Regions from separate parts of the Homo sapiens genome. Here region 2 is linked to region 1. Evidence: chromatin loops called from intact Hi-C (ENCODE). Cell type or tissue: heart right ventricle. All regions are shown on one strand. Each heading gives the region's core, and the rest is flanking DNA. Links, peaks and the distances in the headings are about the cores only. Region 1 overlaps COBL (cordon-bleu WH2 repeat protein). Region 2 holds the start of LOC124901632 (a long non-coding RNA gene).

Evidence for each region. A loop is a pair of places that touch in the nucleus more often than their neighbours do. Peaks named below come from ENCODE experiments on the same cell type or tissue, not always from the same donor. Only the 100,000 strongest peaks of a DNase experiment are listed, where the experiment ranks them.
Region 2: it touches region 1 in a loop (2.1-fold over the local background); 5 of 110 quality-filtered maps call a loop at or near these places.

What each region holds. Positions count from the first base shown.
Region 1 is chr7:51,066,244-51,069,163 of GRCh38, forward strand. All of the region lies in intron 7 of COBL (cordon-bleu WH2 repeat protein), which reads right to left. Among named protein-coding and RNA genes, the nearest start is that of COBL, 250 kb to the right of the region's middle. In heart right ventricle, for the core only: CTCF peaks have their summits at 1,623 (motif pointing left) and 1,839; a DNase peak (open chromatin) is centred at 1,648; H3K27ac peaks cover 473 bases.
Region 2 is chr7:50,640,220-50,643,139 of GRCh38, forward strand. The region is part of intron 7 of GRB10 (growth factor receptor bound protein 10); the gene reads right to left. It overlaps LOC124901632 (a long non-coding RNA gene), which reads left to right and starts at 1,538. Exons shown (of 2, transcript XR_007060323.1): 1 at 1,538-1,776; 2 at 2,662-2,920. In heart right ventricle, for the core only: a CTCF peak has its summit at 1,333 (motif pointing right); DNase peaks (open chromatin) are centred at 222, 772, 1,422 and 1,972; H3K27ac peaks cover 1,794 bases.

The DNA of each region.
Region 1 (2,920 bases), core at 319-2,818:
GTGCAGCCCCATACTTGTTGTTGGCTGTGGGCTTAGGTGGGCTTGCACATGAGAGATCCTCCCATAAAGCTCAAACAGCACGCACCACCTCCTCCACTTTCTCCTTCCTCTGTGGACACAGGGAATGGCTTCCTGGGGAGATATGAGCAGGGTTAGAGCCTTGTAGCCCTCCCTACAGACTAACAGGACACAGAGTAGGGAGGAGGGATATGGAAGTTAAGCAGGTGCTTGGGACCAGACTGGCAAGGTTCAAGTCCTGGCTTAAATATTAACTTGCTTTTGGTTGCAGACAAGTTTCTTATCATCTACGTGCTGTTTTCTTATTTGTAAAATGAGGATGATAACAACAGCAGTGACCTCATAGGGCTGTGGTATAGATTTAAGGGTTACTCCAGGAAAAGTGCATGGGAAGGGGGTGCCACTTTAGCCATCATCACTTCCTGCCCCGACCCCGCTGGCAGCGAATCTATGAAGACTAAGACCCCCACCCCTCCATGGGCTGTACCTTCCTGTAGTCCCACTGTGCAGTCTGCACTCAAGCAGAGGCCACCTCCTTCATGGCAAGGTGCCTCCTGGCTAATAAATAGCCAGATGGAGGCAGACATAAGTGCAAGGGCAGAGACGAAAGATGAGGTTTGAGTTTACTAACATGGTTGATTTGGATTTCTGCCCTATCTAACTATGGAAGACTATTCATTTAAACAACTAACTGGCCATATTCTCTTTAATCTTTAAATCTCTTCCAAGTCATAAATTAGGCACCAAACAAGAGGCCTGACAATAACTTCTGGGAGGCCAAAGTGGACAAGTTCAGAATCCTTGCAAAGCCTGCCAGTGACCGAAGCACCAGGCTCAGAGATATATTGTGTGTGGGGTGGCGTGGGGGTGGGGAAGCATACTGGCAGCAACAAGCTAATATAGCCACATACTGTCCTTGGCCTCATATCTTCACACACGTGCAGGCACACACACACAGTGTATACACATGGATGTATGAGTGCACGCACGTGTTATGTATATTTGCACACAAGTTACAAATGTATATAGATGTGCATGTATGCATGAATATATACAAACATGAATATGTACACCATGTGTAGGCATATATGTATGCATGTGTATATATACACAAATATTTTGTACACACTTGTGTATGTATGCATAGATGTTTAAGATACACAATGTGCACATGTATTGTGTGGGTATGCATACATGCACTGTATATACATCTATGCACATGTACATGAGTCTAGATATGCATGCACCATGGGTGCACATGCATGTATGCACATGTATGTGTGCATGTATACACATACACACACATCCCTTTTTAGAACCACTAGTCACACTGTAACAGAGGATGGGGAGTCAGCCATCTGAGCACAGACCCTTCTTAGCTGCATGATCTTAGGCAAGTTACTAGACTCTTCTTGACTCACTTTCCCCTCTTTGTAAATGAGAGAACTCAATCCTATAATTACAGTCACTAAATTGTTGTGTGACTAGCTGCAACATAATATTGGCATAAATGCAGCAAAGCCCCAATGTTAACTTCTTGTATGTTTCTTTCCATTCTCTTCAACTCTGTCTATCAATGGGATAATCAGGGTTCCCCCTGGTGGCTGAAATGTGCGGGTAAAGTCATCCAAGAATCTCTTGTCTCTTAAATAAGCAGCCCCTTCGACTGCTTGCTAACCTGGCAGAGACGGAGTGAGGGTCAGTGGGCAGCTGGCCACTGCAGTGGAGCCCAAGACAGATGCTGCCCTGGTGCCTGCCGCTGCCTAGCCCCAGCCTGGCAGCTGGGCTCCTGACTAGAGCCAGCAATCCTGGTCAGCGGTTCTCAAGCCAGGCTTGAGCGGCAGAGGCGGTGGGCTGACCTCCTCTCAGCTACTTTTGGTAAACATGGTTTAAAGAACACACTCATGCTTCTTTAGCAGAAGAAAATTAAGTGGAGAAATTACCTTTGTTTCCTCTTGAAAACTTGGATAGGGGAGAAATAGTTCCAAAGGTTGTATGTGCACTCACATCCCCACATTTTCACTTCACAAAGGATGCATTCAGATGACTATTAAAATGCTGCGACCAGCTTTCTTTCTCCTCAGATCAAATACTCGCTTTATCATTAGGGTCATCAATTTTAACACTTAATGTTCTCCTTTTAAACAATTTCCCAATTAGCTAGAATGAAGTTTTACTTCTCAATTAATTTAGGATTTGTTATTAAAACCTATATTTTGCTAACTTTCCCATTCGATGTACAGTACTGTCATAAAGTAATATATATAGTTGTGTGCATGTCTTATGTACATATACACATATACATACACATACGCAGATTAAAAATGATGACTAAGGGATGCAAGGAAACTTGAGGGTGATGGATGTTTATTACTCGATGGTGAGTGATGGTTTCATGGTGTATACAAGAGTCGAAACTGATTATATTATATACTTTCTTTGTACATATGCAGTTTTTTGTGTGTCAATTACACTCCTATAAAGCTGTGAAATATAAAAAATAGCATAAAACCCAGAAATCCCCATCAATGTTCTTCCTACACTTCACTTTGCAATATTAAATGGAGACTTGTAGTTTTCCTACTAGAAGCTAAACGTCTCAATTTATAACCATTTACTATTATTTTATATTTATTGAACTTAAGTAACTCACTCTTCACATCTAAGGTTTCTGCTATGGAGCCTGAAGACTCCAAATGTAGGCCACTTGTGCAGTGAGTGACAGTTCCAGCTCATCAAAACGTTGCCCTCGGCCTGATCGCACCCAATCCTCACTAATATGACAATGACAATGTAAAGGGGCAGAATGGAGCCAGCAGACATGAAAGGTAATTTGCCTTCTGGGGCATTCCCTGCACAGCTCTGCCAATACACCACTGTGGGTGCAGATTCGGGGTTTGCC
Region 2 (2,920 bases), core at 196-2,695, 430 kb before region 1:
ATGACTCCTTGTTGGGTATGGTTTTTGGCTCTAAGGATGCTGGAGATCCCCAAATGGGCTATGTGCCACAATCTGAATTCCTACTTCAATTGTGTGGTCATGACAGAGGCAGGTCCAGCAGGCACAGAAGGACATGTTGGAGGAATGGCTGCCCCCTTCGAGGTAATCTTCAGATGGGTGACATCATGGAGGAAGCCTGTGGTACATCTGGAGACACCATGACACCACATTAGGTTTACTGCAAGGCCAAGCATTTAGTCCTGTGCCCCTCCACCCTTCTCTTTAGAAGGTGCTGAACTTCAAGAGGATGTTGTAACCCACGACTGTATTTTACTTAGTATTAGAATTTATGCATTTTCCCTTGAGTCAGACATTGCTACAAAACTTGACCATAAAGAGAATTTCACTTGTCCTCTCAAACCTATGAGGAGAGCCAGCATTCTCTCTCTTCTCTCTGTAGCTTATTTGCCATCCAAATCATCTCACATTTAAAATCTTCCTTTTCTTCTGATATCTCACTGACCTCATCCATGATATCCAGGAGTATGAGCTGAAGTTTTTCCTAAATTGGAATTAACTTTGGGACTCTCACCTCTATCTAATCTATTCCTTGTACATTGTTTACAGCACTGAACTGTTTTTCTTGTAGATGGACTCAGGGGAGGGCCTCTGTGGCCTTCCATCCTCAGCTTTGCCGGATCCCAGCCCTATGGAGCTGAGCACAGAAAGGCAGGCTGTAGTGCCTGGAGCCTCAGTTTTTCACGTGACACAGGCACAGCACCATCTCCTCTCCAGGGCTAGTCACGCAGGCTCATGGGAACGCGGTCCTGCTGCCAATCCAGTGAGCGCCTACCACCGTTGCTGGGAACAATTTTTTTGTCTTTCTTCCTCTCCTAAGCTCCTGGACAGAGAGTCACATCTTGCTCACTCTTCCTCACTCTTGCTTGCTCTTGCTCACTCTGCACTGTCCACCTGTTCGTCTGTTCGATGAATGAACCCTAGGAAAGAGTTGCTTGCATCACTTCTACTATGCTTGAATTTTATACTCATCAAAAAAGGTGGGGGGGTAGCCTTCATTCAAACCTACAGCTTCTTCCACTCTCAGCCGAAACGTTTTGCTGGTGACTGTTCAAGTCTTCCATTCAACATTGCACCAAGATGTCCCTATCTGAATGGCTTCCCTCTACTGGAGTGTGCTTAGGGCATGCAAGTTTCCCTGAAGGGCATCCTAAAAGCCCTGGCACTAGTGTAACAAGGACACATTCATGAGAGCTGTGAAGGGCAGTACATTTAGAACAGATAAGGAAAAGGACTTTCTTCAGGCCAGAGGCCACTTGGGGGCACTCATTTTCCTGTGTAAGGACAATGACAGCAGCTGAAGGCTGCAGCCACTCATGGTCCCTGCAGCTGTGCAAAGTTGGGAGGGGTGGAACCATGAGTTCCAGACACACAGACAAGGCAGACCATCACAAACACAAACACGTGGGCAGCTGCAGGGCCACAGTGTCCACTCCTGCTGCTCCAACATCTCTGCGGCAGGACAGTCAGCTGGTGACACTGGCGAGAGAAGGCACTGGGACTGCTGGTGGTGACAGCCTTCTCTTGGGCTGATGCTCAGTGGCCTGAGGATTTACCGTGAGCGAGCCCAGAGTGTGTCTGCAGACTGGCGCCGAGGAGGCAAGGGCGTGGGAAGGCTCAACCTGGCCAGCGGCAGAGTACCAGGAAGTCTGCACGAACTCACTGCTGCTCACCTGAGGAACACGGGGTGGGGAGAAGGTGAGGAGTTCCGCGGCAGCGACAGAGGCTCTACATAGAGGCTTCAAAATCTGTCTCTAACCTAGCTTGCTGAGTGTCTGGGAGTTTTCTTAACTAGCTGTTCTGGGTCCTGTTGCATTCCACTCACTGTCCCCTCCTCTTGAGCCTCAGAGGCCTAAGCAGGAGGCGGAACCAGCAGGGGAAACTGCAGAGCATGCAGCCAGGAGAGGCAGGACAAAGGGCCATGCACTCAGAACCAAGGGGCCAGAACAGCCAACCAAAGAGGATGTGGGCTTGGAAACTTCACACACACACACACACACGCATGCACACACACACACATACAAACACATGCACATATGCATACAGATACACAAATGCACACACATATATGCCGTATACACCTACATATATGTAAACACGTACACATATACATGCAAACATGCACAAACACATACACACATGCACATATACACATGCTTCATACATACATATACATATACACATAAATATATATACACATAAATATATATACACATACATATAGGTCGAGTATTGCTAATTTAAAAATACAAAATCCAAAAAACTCTAAAATCTGACACTTTTTAAGTGCTGACATGATACTCAACGGAAACGCTCATTGGAGCATTTTGGATTTTCAGATTGGGATACTCAGCTAGTAAGTGTACTGCAAACATTTCAAAATCAGAAAAAAATCCGAACTCTGAAACAGTTCTGGTGCCAAGCATTTCAGATAAAGAATACTCAATCATTATACTCCTACACACACACACGCATAGACACATACATACATTAGTTTTCTATTATAAATATAATGTGTTCATTGTAGCAAATTTGGAAACTAAATAAGGAACAAAAAATAATAACTGATATTCCTTCAAGCAGAATGCCTACTCAAGAATGTAGAATGATAGACAAACTGGACAACATCATCAGGACAGCACCAGTCAATGGACATCTGCAGAGAGCAGAGGATCGACACAGTCTCAAATCATCTTCCTTCAAATTACTTCTTAATTACAAAAGGAAAATACATTTGACCCTTGGACAACACAGGTTTGAACCATTCGGGTCCAGTAATAAGCATAGTTTTTTCAACCAGATGCAGGTGGAAAATAGAGTCTTGGTGGTATTTGAAACCTGT